Linked DNA regions of Homo sapiens: region 2 is linked to region 1. A link is a loop called in an ENCODE intact Hi-C map of the cell type or tissue named here. Cell type or tissue: PC-3. All regions are shown on one strand. Links, peaks and the distances in the headings refer to the core of each region. The heading gives the core; the rest is flanking DNA.

Region 1 (7,922 bases), core at 3,369-5,868:
GGCTGAGGTGAAACTGGCCCTGACAGGTGATTGTGACGGGAAGAAGTCCATTCCAGGAAGCAGAGCAGTATCCAAAGTGCCAGGCAATAGACAACAGTTGTGGCCCAGTAGGGCTGTCAGCATAATCACCATTCGGGTTCTTCCTGACTGCTGCACAAAATCAATTCACTGAGACTGAGGCATTGCAGCAGAGAAAGAGTTTAACTGATGTGAGGCCAGCCACACGCAAGACAGAGTTACCACTCAAATCACAAATCAGTCTCCCCGAAGGCTTGGAGGTTAGAGTTTTTATGGACAATGTGGTGGGACGGGGGCTAGGGAATGTGTGCTGCTGATTGGTTAGGGAATGAAGTCATAGGAGTGTGGAGAAAGTCCTTGTCCACTGAGTCCTCACCACTGGGCGAGGCTACAGGACCGGTTGAGTCATGAGTTACATGTCCAGGCAGGGTCAGTCAGTTGCCAAAAAGTCTAAAAAAGTCTCAAAAGACCAATCTTAGATTCTACAATGATGTTATCCATAGGAGCAATTGGAGAAGTCACAAATCTTGTGACCTCTGGCCTCATGACTCCTGAGCAGTAAAGGATTATAGATACTACATCTATATCTTAGCAGAATTCAGACACCTCTCATAATCCTAACCTTGTGGCCTCTCATTAGTTTTCTGAAGACATTTTAGTTTTGGGAAGGGCTATTATCATCCTTGCTTTAAGGATAAACTATAAACTAAATTCCTCCCAAAGTTAGTTTGGCATGTGCCCAGAAATGACTGAGGATAGCTTAGCAGTCAGAAGCGAGATGGAGTCAACCATGTCAGATTTCTCTGATATAATTTTGCAAAGGTGGTTTCATCAGCATCAGGATGCCTCACCAGAGAGACCTGACATGGAGTCTAGGTGCCGCAACAGGAGATAGAGCAGAGCTACAGGGGACTCAGGAGGGGGTGGCACTTGGCAATCTGGACAGGCATTGAGCGTAAGAAAATTCTGTCTTCACACAGCACAAAAGTGCAATGTCTTAGAGTAAAGGCTGCATTCTCATCTCAGCAAGGGGCTCCCTACTGAAAAGCACAGTCATGATTAGAAAGGTATTCAACTTTTTTGAGCCTCAGTTTATCCAATGAAAAGTGGAGATATCAGTAATATCTACTTTATAGCATATCTGTGAAGATTAAATAGGATGACATATGCAAAGTGCAGTGCCCAGCACATAGTAAGCACTTCATAAATGTTAACTACTGTCTTTATCGTTATCATCGTTATTTTAAATCAGAGCTTGTGTCACCTGCCTGTGCCCAGTAAAAGGCTCCAGGCACTAGAAAGGAAACTAGCAGGATCAGGAAAGGACCCCTTGTGGAGAAAGTATGGCCCTGGGTGACCTTGGTGAGGAGTCAGGCACATGGGAACAAGATGGAACACAAATACAGGGACTGGATGAGAAACAAGGGCAGAGTCTCAGAAGGTCAGTTTTCATAGCTGGGGTGCAAAGTCTAAGGCAGACTCAAAGCCAACCCAGCAGAAACAGTGACTTGACTCTGAGCCTCAGGGTCTGGGGTGGAGCTCCTTAATGTCTCTAAGGTGCGGTTTAGTCCTAGAGACGAAGACAGGGCTGGGCTTGCAGGAGGTGGGGAACAGCTAGAGAAGACAATAGAGGGGAGAGATCAAAGCTCTGGGGGATCCTAAGCAAGACAGGTACACTGTCTAGGCTACTGCTTCCTCTTCTGCACAATGCACTCGTTGTGCAACTGGACTTGATTATCCATGATTGATGGAACAATGGGTGTTCATTGTTTTTTTCCCCCTGGGGACACGTGTCACAGGATTGCAGATCAAGTTTTACAACAATGAAGCAACCTCGAAAATGTGGTTACACCAGACCTCTGCTCTCCAAAAAAATGTTATGTCTTGCAGACATGAAACATTCATGAGTGGACATCAGAAATTCATTTTAAAGTGTGTATTTACTTGACTCCATGCCCATAAGAAAGCCTGCAACTTGCTTACAGTGAAAAGGTTTGAGGAGTTCCAAGGACACTGAGCATTTCCCCTAGAAGGGCCTGTGTCTTTAAAAGAAGGCTGTGTAAACAGCCCCAGGCAAAGTCTCCAGAATCACAAGGCTTTCCTCATGAAGTGTCAGCCTGGTTGTGTCAAGTCCCCAAGAAAGACTTCAGCATAATTTTCTCTGGCATGATGCTTTTTCATTCCAGTGCCAAAGATAGCCTTGGGTTTAGGCTTAGGAGAGAGCATGCAACTGGTTTAGGGCCCCAGAAGAACACTCCCTTACACCTTTTAATGTTTTACAATTCCCCAGAACAAATATATAGTGGTTTTCTGGCTTTTTAGCAAGAAACCTGGTGCCCACTAAGCCATCCTGGCACAGCCTTTGAAAATTTTTAAGATGAGTTGAAGTCAAGGAAAAACTGATCTGGGTAATTACAAGACACAAAAACAAAAGATCACTTACCAAAATGACTTGAAACCCTTTAACAAAACCATTGTAAATTGTGCTTTGGGGAGAACAAAACAATAAAATATTATAGCAAGTGAATGCTTTATTGCATTAAAAGCAGTCTCAGAGTCGTGGACTTTCCCAATTCTACTTCAATAATTTCTTATAATCTTTATTATTTTTAGCTTAACAAAAGCCCTGAGAAGCCAGTCTTCAAAACAATGATCCTTGTTACAGTGTAGGGGCAGTGACATAATGCAACAAGTTAAAATGGGACCCAATACAAAATCCAATGACAGCCCTCTCGTTGATGTATACTGTGTACACACACACACACACACACACACACACACACACACACACACACACGAGACAACCTCCCCTACTTTCTCCATTGAGCTGAGTACATTGGTTTGGCTAACAGGGGCAAGTTTTTGAGCAGGAAGGGAGTGTGTGGTCTTTGTGGAGCCCAGGAAGAGGCTATCACGTGGCAAGAGAGACAAGCAAGCGGGCTTTGCCAGGAGCCAGATAACACATTCCCACACTCTATCAGGAAAGGGAGACACATACAAAAGGCTGTCAGCCCCACCCACTGTGAGGACCCCGTCCAGGGAACTTGCAAAAATCAATCTTTAGATCCAACATTGCCCTGAGTCACCTTTGGCTTTCAATCCACCATTGGGTGGACTAAAGCCAACACAAAATTTAGAAAGGTGAGGCCAAGGTGAATCTCATTTATGACTACTATGGAGAGAAGCCTGCTCGAGTCATAAATATCTTCAGCAAAGTCAGATAGGAAAATCATCAGTAGCAGAAATACTAAACTGGGTTTGGAAGGTTTGCAAGGGGGGCAGTAAAACCAGCATTCGTGAAACTCACTATGAGCCATAGATTGTGCTGGCCCTTCCCATGGCTATATTATTTAATGTTTATTCTATAGGTTTGTTATTTAACCCTGAGTGAGAGACTGGATTGGAGTATTCCATTAGAAAAGTACAAAAAAGAACAGATTTCGTCAACGGTAGGCTAACCCCAATCCCTGCTCAGAAAATGCCAATCCAATAAACATTTTGGCACAGTGAAATCATGTGCCAAAATCCCCTCTATGTGGGTTGTAAGGATTCTCCATCTGCCTTTTTGGGGGGTCAGAAAACTAAATACAGGAAGTCAGAGCATGCCCAGAGTCGAGGAAGTACTAATACCATCAAATTAGGAAGCAGACTTCCTAGATGAAATTACAACAGTTGCTTACATTCGCATTGTGCATTTTATTCATTCAATAAATATTTACGGAGCTGCACAGAAAAGAGAGCAAGACATTCTCCCACCCCTCCCAGAGCTAACAGCTTGATGTGAAATGTCACACACAAACAAGAGACAACTGCAATGTTGTGCGTGAAGGAAGGAGAGGCTGATGGGAAGGAACCCTGGAGAGTGCCCAACCCAGACTTCCCAGGGGGCTCCTGTGAACTTCCAAGAACCTTTCTAGCAGCAGGCATCATTGTCAATTTTACCGATGAGGAAACCAATAATTAGAGAGGCTACGTGCCTTGCCCAAGTCAAATACATACATTTAGAAGGGGAATCCTGATCATATTACACCATACAGCATCTAGGCATGAAATTTTTTATCCCTAAAGCAATAATTTATTGAACAGGACACAGAAGACTGGAAAGGGCTGGAGTTTTCAAAAGTCCCTAACCTAATCTCAGGGACTAGTTTTAGAACTGAAAGAATTTGATTCAACAATTTTAAGTCTCTGTTTTAGTCTTACCTTTTAGCCCCACAAAATAATGGGTCTGGCTCAAATTCCCTTTGGAGAAACCACTGGGGACTCTACCTCTGTACCCGAGGACCTTTCTATTAATAGAAACTACAGCTGACCGTTAACATTCATGAAGACTGACATCATGAGAAATTTTGAATGCTCATATTTTCAAATGCCTCTGCAGCAAATAACTCTTTATAAAATGCAGTCTTTTATTCATTGCTTTAAGAAACATTTTATTGCGAGCCTGCTACATAAGCCAGGCAATAAAATATAATCAAACAATTTAAATGACCTCTTTGGAGCAGAAAACAAGACAGCTGGGTTGAGACTAAATACCAAGTGGTCAGCTGGGTTCATTCACCAGGGAAGTGACTCATCTCAGTGTATCAGCATCGCTATACGTGCATTCAAATCCCTGTTTCAGAAAAATTATAAGTACTACCGTTCATGGATTTTAGATCATTGGCATGTAATTGAGACCATAGTGTTAAATCTGTAAATGTCATGAGTTTGTACACTCAATGCTAGAGGCTTGAATTCTAGTGCTGTATAGCTGTGTGGCACTGGATTGATCACTTAACCTCTCTGTGCTTTGATTTACCCATCAGAAAGACTAAATTAGATGATCTCTAAGATTTCTCCTGGCTCTAAATACTGATTCGACTTTGCATAAAGGCAGCTTTGAAGTTGTGAATTTTAATCTTAAGGGTATTTGTTAAAGTATCATCTCAATTCATTTTCATAAAAATATTTTTTTTTATTTTCAGGAAATAGCCTGTTAAACTTTGTCTCTATTATACAATTATAAAACCTAGAAAGCAAGTGCTTATGATTGTGTATAATAGAGAAGCAATAGCTGCAGCAGCCGTAACCAATTGAGCAAATAAACATTACTCTTTCTATAAAACTGAGTAGCCAAAATATATATTTTTATAATCAAACTGTACTAGGGCTTCATGGAGTGCAAGTTCCTTGATTCTTCAATCTATAGGAACTTAAAAACTATTTTAAAATATCCTGGACTTTTGACCATGGTATAATCATATATCTCTCTTACTACTTATAATTGCTTTTAAGCGTGTGAGTGAAATTTAATTCTAGATCATCACTTTCCAAAGTAGTCCCATGATTACTGTTGCAGGTTTGCTACTAACTGCTCTGTGGTACCTTTCCCAAACTTGCATAATGGTGGTGATAAAACTGCTGCTAATGATTAATATTCACTGGCTGCTCATAATATGTCTACAAAACCATATGTGCAGCTCAATCCTTCCAGCATCATGGACTCAGAGACAATATGTTTCACATAGCAGGACAATCAACCACAAATGCTGCAGTCACTTTCAAAGGTTACTGTAAAGCATTGGTGGAAAACCGGGCTTTCTGTGAACTAGATGCAGCTCACAGATGTGGGCTCTGCAATTTTTTTTTTTTTACTTCATTGCCAACATTTACAAAATGAGATATGAAACATTTTTTAAAATCTGGATTTCTTGATTTGAATCAGAAGATATGGCAACAATAACACCACGATTTTACATGCTAACAACTGACCAGAAATGGCTAGCCCCTTAGATGGGCTTCCCCAGCTCCTCACTTTAAAACTTTGACTATGATTAGATGCCTCCTATAAGTGGAATCATCATGCACTATTTGTCCTTCTGTTGGCTTATTTCACTCAGCATAATGTCCTCACAGCTCATTCATGATGTCCACTATTAAAGAATTTTCTTCTTTAAGGCTGGATAGTGTTCCATTGTATGCATAGGCCACATTTCTTTACGCATTTATTTGTTGATGAACACATTATCATTACTGTGAATAGTACAGCAATGAACATAGAAGTGCTAATCTCTCTTCAAGATGCTGCTTTCGATTCTTTTGAATAAACACCCCAAAATGGGACTGCTGAATTATATGGTAGTTTTATCTTTAATTTTATTAGGAACCTCCATACTGTTTTCCATAGCAGCTGCACCATTTTGCATTCCCACCAACAATGTAAAAACTGTTTTAAAATAATCTTTTAGGAAGAAATATGAACATCACGGCCTATGTTAACTCAGAGGAGTGTTCTCTTCACATGTGGTTTATAGCCTGTGCCTGGCACACAGGAGGCTTGCAGAAATGTTTGCTGGACCAAACTGAACAGACTGCAGTACACAAGAGGGAAATTAGATGCCCATTTTATGATCTTCAGAAACAAAGTTGGAAATCAGCAATTTCTGATCAGATTGCAGCCATGGGTATGGGATCCTTGGCTGCACTGGCAGCAAAGTAGTGGTAGTGTCTTGTTGCCCTTTCCCCCTATCTGACATGCTTGCATACAACACTCAGGACAGAATACTCTCATTAAACTAGTGGCTGCTCCCAAGCCATCCACAGTTCTCCAATCAACACCAGTTTCAGAACCATGTTGGTGGTGATAGGAGCCAAGGAGTTTGAGATTGTATTTATGATCTGCTTCCTACAGCAAGAAGCAGCTGCCATATCATGGAAAACTCAGGGAAGTATTCCGAGCACTGGCCCCTCAGCTACTGAGGTGGTCCACTTGATCCCCAAATTCTACAGGCTTGTTGCCTTTGTGGGCTCACACAGCCTCATGCAAGCAAGCATGAGTGTAACACACACACACGTTGACACACGCTGAGGTGGTATGCTTGCAAGAGTGAAACCACGGCACAGAGACAGGCCACACAGATTCTCTGCTCATGTCTTTCCAGCCAAGAAGTTTCGAGAAAAGGGTAACACATTTATTACATACTAAGCCAGAAATTTAAGCCTTGGGAAAATCTCTGTATTTGCAAGCAACATTGAATAAAGACACAACATCTGTCTGGGGTTCTATTTCCTCATCTGTAAAAAGAGAGGACCAGAGGTTCTCAAATATTTTAGTGGCAAACAATGGCAGAATGCTTTTTCCCTAAAGAAATCCTACTCAGAACCACAATATATAAAACAAACGCTGACCTGTTCTTGTTGAGAGGGGCTGAGCCTTCCTTCCTGTCCCCTTCCCCAACCCCCATACCATGGGGAAAGTCTGAAACTCACTGCACTAAATGAGCTCAAAGCCTTCTTCTGGACCCAGCTTTCTGTGAATTTATAAGTTAAACTTGTTTGTGTATATTTGTAGCTCATGCTATATAGAATATGATATGGCTAAACAGCAACGCCTTTTGGCTGCTACAGTCAGGTGTTGGCAGGAGGCTTCTTGTGGTGTTCACAGAAAATGTTAGAGCTTTCAGTCTTTTGCTCAACAGAGGACAGGTTTCGGCTCAGTTACCCTGGGCAGGGATCACAAACCTTCCCACCAACAGAGCATGGAGAGAATGAACTCAGAGAGCGGGATCCCCAGCTGCAGAGCACAAGGAGATGGGACTAAAGAGCAGGGCCCAGGATGGGCCACACGAGGAGACAGATGTCACCTAAAACATTATCAAGCCATTTCTGTCTTTATCTGTGTTACTCACACATTCACCTATTTTCTGTGAAAACAAAGACAATGTAAGGAGAGTTAGTAGCATAATCTTGGAATTCAATAAATGGTATTTCAATCTGAATGTCATACCTTAGAGTCTGCAGAGAAGTGGCATGCTTTCGTTTTCTGATAAAAACCTAAAAATGTTGCTGTTTACTTGACCATGCAGAGAATCAAAGGTCAGCTAAATATACCGCATTAACATAAAAGCCCCAATAATTTTTTT
Region 2 (7,922 bases), core at 2,385-4,884, 150 kb after region 1:
TCTGGGAACTTCTGCCCCAGCAACAGCACTAGTGAGAGGAAAAGCTAATGTAGTCATTGTAGGTCATACTTGAAGATATTTATGGAACTTCACGTGCTATCTATAGGAGTTCTTCAGGCCTGGGGTCAAAAGTAGCAGAATAAGCAACATTCTGCAGCAGGAGCTGCTACTTTTTATAGGAATGAGAGAATATATAGTAAAATCTAAGATCTCAACTTTCAGAGGTAGAGGATTGATTTTAGTCCTCCTTCAGTCACTCAACTACAAGTCCCAGAGTTCTTTTTATATGAAAAAATAGAAAATGAAAGCACCATTTAACCCAAGATATTTCCCAAAAGAACATTAGAAGCCAGCATGTCACTCAATCTTGTTTTTGTAAGCTCCTGAAGTAAATAAATTAGTCTTGAGTGTCTCTACATTGCACCAAGAAGATCTGAAATAAAATTAGATTAGTAGCTTTGAGCAAAAAGGACATTTATTTCTCCTTTTCCTCTCTCTTTCTCAAACTCACAGGTATGTGAAATCATATTTCATATTGTGGGTTTGAAGTATAAACAAGAAAGCCAGAGTCAGAGAACCAAAATAAACCAACCACCAATCTATTTTCCAGTCTCAGCCCTTCCATTTTTCTGGTAGAGGTCTGAAATTAATCTTGTTTCCAGAAGTTGGGTATGTGCTGTGGAGCTCCTTCAAGCCACAGCTGTGCCTCCATCACATGTAAACACCATTGGATTCCACATTGCTTCCTAATTTGGCCACTGGCACTGTGGTCCACACTTGAACCTTAGCTCCATTGGTTGAACCATAACAACCTGACATTTCCTCTTCCTGGGAGGTTAGACTCCCCTAATTGCTGCTTCACCTAGTTCACCGCCTCCCCGTCCTAGTGCTGACTCTACTGCCCAAATATATGGCCCCGATCTCCTTCACACTGTGAACCACACTAGGCTTGGCTGGATCACCTTAGGGTATGGGCTGGCCAGCCCTACCTGCCCCCACCTCACTCCCTTCTCCCCACCAGCTCTCCATTAAGGTCCCAGTATCTATTTATCTTTCAGTGGATACTGAGCACCTACTCTGTTCTAGTTACTGTGCCAGGCACTGGAGTCGCAACATTGAATTAGGCAGCATTCTGCCCTCAAGGAACAAACTAATGGAAAAGGCAGCAAATTAAAGATGATAAAGATTGCTGTGACAAAGGAATGAACTCTGACCCAATGTCCTCCTTCCGCTCATCTTTGAGCAGAGGGGAAATGGCCTTCAATTCTTGCATATGTACTAAGTAAACTCAGCTTTTTATGAAATTATCAATTCAGCTCAGTTGACTGTGAAAATATATAATTCATTTTTTAATGAACAACACGGAATAGTTGAGTATTGCCCAAGGATTATAATCTCAAAATCGCTGCTGGCCATACTCCCAAAAGCCTGGTGAAAGCATATTTGTGGAGGATTGCCTGAAGGAAGTGCAGATCAGCTTGGTCTGCTTTACAGAACTATTATAAACTGCTGAATCCTCCTGGGATCCCCAAAGCCCACCCATCAGACCCTTCGAGGGCCTCCTTTAAACCTCTTAGTGGTGGGACTCTAGGGCTGCATGAAGCACAGTTTGCTCTGGGGAGCTTAAAACTTAGCTGAGGGTAGGTACTGCTCTCTTCCTGAAATGCCCTCGTCTTTGGTATTCATTCAACACTTTCTCACTATCTCCTTCCTATCTCTCTGGCTTCTTCTTTTAGCCAGTTTTGCAGATTACTTTCTCTGATAATCCAAAACAGAACTCCTTATCTTCTCCCACAAAACTTGTCCCTGCTTTTAAGCTCCTACATGCCTCAGCCTCTGCCCTCCTCTGCAGGTTCCTCCAAGCCTCCACCTCACTGCTCTCCTTTTGTGCCCCATGCTGCAGCCAGTCTGGACATATTTCATGTCCTTAGATTCAGCCTATTTGCATTTACCTCCTCACCTTTACACATGATGTTCCCTCTGCCCAAAATGCTTAGACACGTGAGCACACACACCTACATGCACACATCTTACCCTCAGTTAGTTCATCTTCTAGATGCCTCTTCTTCCAAGAAGTCTTCCCTCACTCTACCTCCATTCCCTCCAACTATGCAATACCAGAATACTTCGGACTACTCACTTTATTGTAATTGTCATATATTCTGTTAAGTGCCTGTTACAAAATGAAGTGATTTTTGTTGTTGTTGTTGTTGTTGTTGAGATGGCATCTCTCTCTGTCTCCCAGGCTGGAGTGCAGTGGTGCAGTCTCAGCTCACTGCAACCTCCACATCACAGGCTCAAGCATTTCTCTTTCCTCAGCCTCCCAAGTAGCTGGGATTACAGACACTCACCACCATGCCTGGCTAATTTTTGTATTTTTAGTAGAGGCGGGGTTTCACCATGTTGGCCAGGCTGGTCTCGAACTCCTGACCTCAGGTGATCCACCCTTCTCAGCCTCCCAAAGTGCTGGAATCACAGGCGTGAGCCACCATGACCGGACAAAATGAAGTAATTAAATTGCTCTTCTAAAAAATAAATTTCATTGAATTCATGGGTGCTCTGAGAAACATCCCCAAGAAACACATTGTGAGTGCTCTGTGAGGATGTTATTCATCATTTCTCTAGAGCCTTCTTCACGTGGACCTGGGGTGTGGGTGATTCTTTCTGCTCTTCAATTTACTAATAGTCATACTTCTCCTAAGAACAGGATTGTTTTAATTTAGATACCTTTTCCATTGTGTAGGAATTATATAACCATCGTCACATTGGCTGCTAGAAATCTGAAAACTAAATCGTGTCTCACTCTTTATGGGATGAATTTTATGAACTTGTCTCATTTATTTTTCTCATCTTTCATATCTACTTTCAAGTTATGCTAACTTGCTATGTGTTATGGGTACATAACAGTAAGTGGACATAAATCTTTTCCGGAATAAAGGAATAACTAATCGAATAAACAAAATGATAGAGGAGTATAAGGTTCAACAGAGAAAAGTAGCCTCTAAATGGTGGAAGGGTGTACCAAACGGTACTCCTTAATTTGTAAGTCACTTAAACCCCAAACTGGCTTAAATGACAACAAAATATTAAATTAACTGAAAAGTTTAGTGGTAGTTCATTTTCAGGTAGAGTTTGATCCAGGAGCTCAAATCATGCCATCAGATCCTGTTCTCTCACCATCTCTCCCTTCTATCCTCCTTCATGCTTGCTCAATGCTCAGGCTTCCTGTGGTGACAAAATAGTTTCTGGAATCTAGACCTTTGCATTCCAAGATGTATGTTTAAAAGACAGAAGAACAAGAGAATATCTCCTGTCTATGAATAAAAAATCCATAAGGATAGATAGAGACTTTGGATATTTGGTTTACTGTTGAATTCCCAGCAAGGCAGTGGCTGGTATATAAGTGATCAATAAATACTTGTTGAAGTTGTTGTTATGGCATCACTAAAAGCTCATGCACAAATCCCAATACTTGACCTGGGTCACATGCCCATCCCTGAACTAATCTTTTGGTCAGGGGATCCAGTGCTCTAATTTTCCAGGTCTGGGTCACCTGATCCTAACACCAAAACCAGGGATGAGTCTCCAACTAATCCATGTGCACTGACAGTGGGAGATGATGGTTCCTCAAGGGAAATTGGGGGCATTACAAAGAAGGAGAAACAAGCTTGGCAGACAAAACAATAAATAATGCACATCAATGGACTACCAAGAAGGTGATGTTTGAGTCGAATGGTAAAGGATAAGCAGGAGTTAGCTAATAAAGAGGGCAATTTTCAGTGGGTAACATTCTAGGTATTTTCAAAGCACAGAGTCATAAAACAGCCTGATGCTTTTGAAGAACTGTAAATAGCTTAATATGGTTAGAGCAAACAAGGGTGGAGAGTAGTAAAAAAAAAATAAGCCAGAGAGATAGGCATAGTGCAAATATAAAAGACCTTTAGAACTAATCCAAGGAGTGTGCACTCTATCCTGAAAGCCCTGAAGAGCATAAGTAGGATTTGCAGCCCGGGAGCACGCCTGACAGCCAGGCCCTTGCAGATCATTATAGGGTCAACACTGATTCACCCTGCAAACACTGGTTGGGGCTGGGTCTGCAAGTCAAAGAAAGGAGTCCCAGATGTGGATGAACAAGAGACACAGGGAGCAGACGCCAAGCAAATCCTAGGAATCAAACAGACCTGGGAATCAAACAAAGACTGCCAACACTGTCTGATTGTTGCTTAATTCTCAAGCTTGTGGCCCACACTGTCACGAATTCTTCATCTAAATATGAAAATCCTCTTTAGTGAGCCACGACACATTCAGAGCATGACATGGTTGGGTATTGTACTAGTTTGCTGGGGCTACCATAATAAAGTACCACAAACTGGGTGGCTGAAACAACTGAAATTTATTGTCTTACAGTTGTGCAGGTGGAAAGTCTGAGATCAAGGTGTGGGCAGGGTTGGTTCCTTCTGAGAGCTGTGAGGAAGAATCTGTTCCGTGCCTCTCTCCTGGCTTCTGGTAATTTGCTGGCAATCAATGATGTTCCTTGGCTTGCAGAAGCATCACCCTGATCTCCGCCTTCACCTCTATGTGGTATTCTCCCTGTGTGCATGTCTGTCTCCAAATTCTGCTCCCCACCTCTTTTTGAGACACGGTCTCGCTGTATTGCCCAGGCTAGAGTGCAGGGACACCATAATGGCTCACCACAGCCTCGATGTCCTGGGCTCAAGTGATTGTCCTGCCTCAGCCTTCCAGTAGCTGGGAACATAGGTGCATGCCCATGCCACCACACCTGGCGATTTCTTTCTTTTTTTTCCTTTTTTTTTTTTTTGGAGAGACAAGATCTCCCTGTGTTGCCTGTTGCCCAGGCTCATCTCAAACTCCTGGGCTTAAGTGACTCTCCCACCTCAGCCTCCCAAAGTGCTGGGAGTATAGGCATGAGTCACTATGCCTGCCCAAGTTTCCCCTTTTTATAAGGATAAAAATCATATTGGATTAGGACTGAACTTAGTGACCTCATGTTAACTTGATTAACTCTGCAAAGACCTTATCTCCAAATAAGGTTGCATTCTGAGGTACTGCAGTTAAGGACTTCAACATGAAGTTTTGGAGGACACAATTCAACACACAAAAATGTTATTTTTAAAAAGAAGTTGCAGCCAGGCTCAGTGGCTCATGCCTGTAATCCTAGCACTTTGGGAGGCCAAGGCAGGTGGATCACTTGAGGTCAGGAGTTCAAGACCAGCCTGGCCAACATGGCGAAACCCCGTCTGTACTAAAAATACAAAAATTAGCTGGGTGTGATGGCATGCACCTGTAGTCCCAGCTACTCGGGCAGCTGAGGCAGGAGAATTGCATGAACCCTGGGGTCAGAGTTTGCAGTGAGCCAAGATCGTGCCATTTCACGCCAGCCTGGGCGAAGAGCAAGACTCCATCTCAAATAAATAAATAAAATAAAAAGAAGTTACTTAGCCACGTACGGTAGTGCATGCCTGTAGTCTCAGCTACTCGGGAGGCTGTGGCGGGAGGATCACTTGAGCCCAGGAGTTTGAGGCTGAAGTGAGCTGTGATCACCACTGCACTCCAGACTGGGTGACAGATCAAGGGTGTCTCAAAAAAGAAAAGTAGACATTCTCTAAGTGAATTGATTTCTTACAAAAGGTATGACATCATGTTGCTTTGTAAAGACAAAGAAAATAACACCATTAATAAAACAGACTCAGAAAAAAGAAAAAGAGACCCAGGAGCAATTCAAGAGTTCACAATGAAGAATGCTTTTTCAGATTAAATAAAAAACAGTTCTTTTCTACTTGTGGGATTTTGCATGGAGGCTGCTATAGAGAAGGGTGCTTGTGAGAAGATGCCTTATAAAATGAAATACAAACGTTCCAGTGATTTCTGCAGCATTCAATCTTCCCAACAGTTCCCTGAGCTGAATATTATTACCCTCACTTACCAATGAGAAACTAAGCCTGAGAGAGGTTAACTACATTACCCCAGGCTACATTTGGTAAGCGGTGGGGCTGAAATTTGAAATCAGACTGTTGTGACCTCAGACCATCACATGCACTGGCCGGAGTAATTTTATGAGTCCTGGTTGAAGGCCAAGTATTCACCTTTGCAATGGATCCAAAAGATGCTGCCCAGCACACAGTCCAAAGAGGCAGTAATCCTCCAGAGGGAATGACCATGTATCATCCACAGTGCTCAGGGTGTCTGCTCCACATAATAGATGCTCAACAAACAAAACCTTTGTGAAGTCACTGTACAGCAATAAGATTTATTTCACCTATGGAGGTAGTGAAATTTTCTTTGGCAGTTCTGGAGGTTAGATAGAACCTAAAAGTTGATAGCTTAATAGAAGCATTTGTAACCCCAGCAAGATAAACAGACACAACTTCAAAGGCCAATTCCAATAAAATGCTGAGGGGCAAGAAAACCTGGTTTGTTCTTTCCCAGATTCTCGTCACCTGAGGTCAGGAGTTCGAGACCAGCCTGGCCAACATGGGGAAACTGTCTCTACTAAAAATACAAAAATTACCTGGGCGCGGTGGCAGGTGCCTGTAATCCCAGCTACTCGGGAGGTTGAGGAAGGAGAATCGCTTCAACACGGGGGCGGGGCGGAGGTTGCAGTGAGCGGAGATCGCGCCACTGCACTCCAGCCTGTGTGACAAGAGCGAAACTCCGTCTCAAAAAAAAAAAAAAAAAAAAAAAAAAAAAAAAACAACGCTAGCAAGTGGAATTATTTCAAAAGCAACAGCCTTGTTTCCTGAGTGATCTGAGCTCAGGAACTCTGCCTGGGCATCTAGACAGGAGAAAGTATCTACAGCGTGGGGAGATCTGAGTCAGAATTATAGAGCACAGTGCTGAAGCCATACATTTTCCTGGATTTAGACAGTTTCCTCCTCCATTTGCCTTTATTTCCTTGCATTCTCTTTTCATCGGCTCCATTTTTGCTGAGTATTCCTTTGCTTTATTCCCAACGAAAATCGAAAAGACTTGATGTTCTGAGAAATTCTGAGACTGGCAGTTTTGATTTTTCTTAAAAGGATAAAAATTGCATCAGTCAACACCTCCCTCCACACTCCCCCCACACACATCCTCATCTTCCTGGAAGATGATACAGTATCCTAGAGCGTTGTGGAGAGGATGGAGAGGTCAAGGAAGCCCTGGCTTTGCAGAGGCACCTGTCAAGTTCGGGTTAACAGCTGCCGCCTGTGTCTGCCCTCTGCAGTCCAGGGAAATAGTACCCACACGGTGAGACTCCACCGATCCGGAACTGGAGAGGGTGGGGGGTTCTAAGGTTTAGTGTGACACAAATGTCAGGGCAGAACTTTCAAACAGGCTGAGCCCCAGTTCAACGTGGGTGAGTGCGCCTGAGAGCCCAGCTCTGGGAATTGAGCAGACTGAAAATGTGGAGAGTAGTTTGGCCAGTGAAAAATTGTCACCGTGTTCGGATCAATGCTTTGAACCCGCTTTTAAGTGCGCCACGTTCACTTGGGTCAGGCTCTGGACATTGCGGTGGGCTGAGGTTTTCGCGGGCACGATCCCCCACACTGAGTTTTCATGGAGACGACCAGGGCCGTCGAGGCGGGGAAGGGAACGGACTAGAGGCTGAACTTTGGCTTCTTGCTCTGAAAGATCACTCCTCCGGTTCCGGGGCAGAGACTCAGACCAGCCTGTGGGATTACACGAGACAGGATCGAGTCCAAACGGGTCCCCAGCTCGGCAAGGCGCGCCGGAAGGAATCTAAGTGTTTAATTAACTGCCCCCTTCACACACCCCCCGAAGGAGAAGGAACTCAAATAGGCACCCCTACCCAAATCGTTTGATCAGAGGAAATTGGGTTTGTCTCTCCCCCACCCCCCACCCCGTCCCTTCACTCTTCCTGTGTTTCAGTCCATCGGGATTGTTGGTTAAAAAAAAAAAAAAAA

The links. A loop is a pair of places that touch in the nucleus more often than their neighbours do. Peaks named below come from ENCODE experiments on the same cell type or tissue, not always from the same donor. Only the 100,000 strongest peaks of a DNase experiment are listed, where the experiment ranks them.
Region 2: it touches region 1 in a loop (8-fold over the local background); 19 of 110 quality-filtered maps call a loop at or near these places.

Annotation. Positions count from the first base shown.
Region 1 is chr12:42,738,831-42,746,752 of GRCh38, reverse strand. No RefSeq gene overlaps it. Among named protein-coding and RNA genes, the nearest start is that of LINC02450, 51 kb to the right of the region's middle. In PC-3, for the core only: no CTCF peak of the experiment used is centred there; a DNase peak (open chromatin) is centred at 4,562; H3K4me3 peaks cover 567 bases; H3K27ac peaks cover 721 bases.
Region 2 is chr12:42,590,093-42,598,014 of GRCh38, reverse strand. No RefSeq gene overlaps it. Among named protein-coding and RNA genes, the nearest start is that of PRICKLE1, 4.3 kb to the right of the region's middle. RefSeq lists an enhancer at 6,989-7,546. In PC-3, for the core only: no CTCF peak of the experiment used is centred there; no DNase peak of the experiment used is centred there.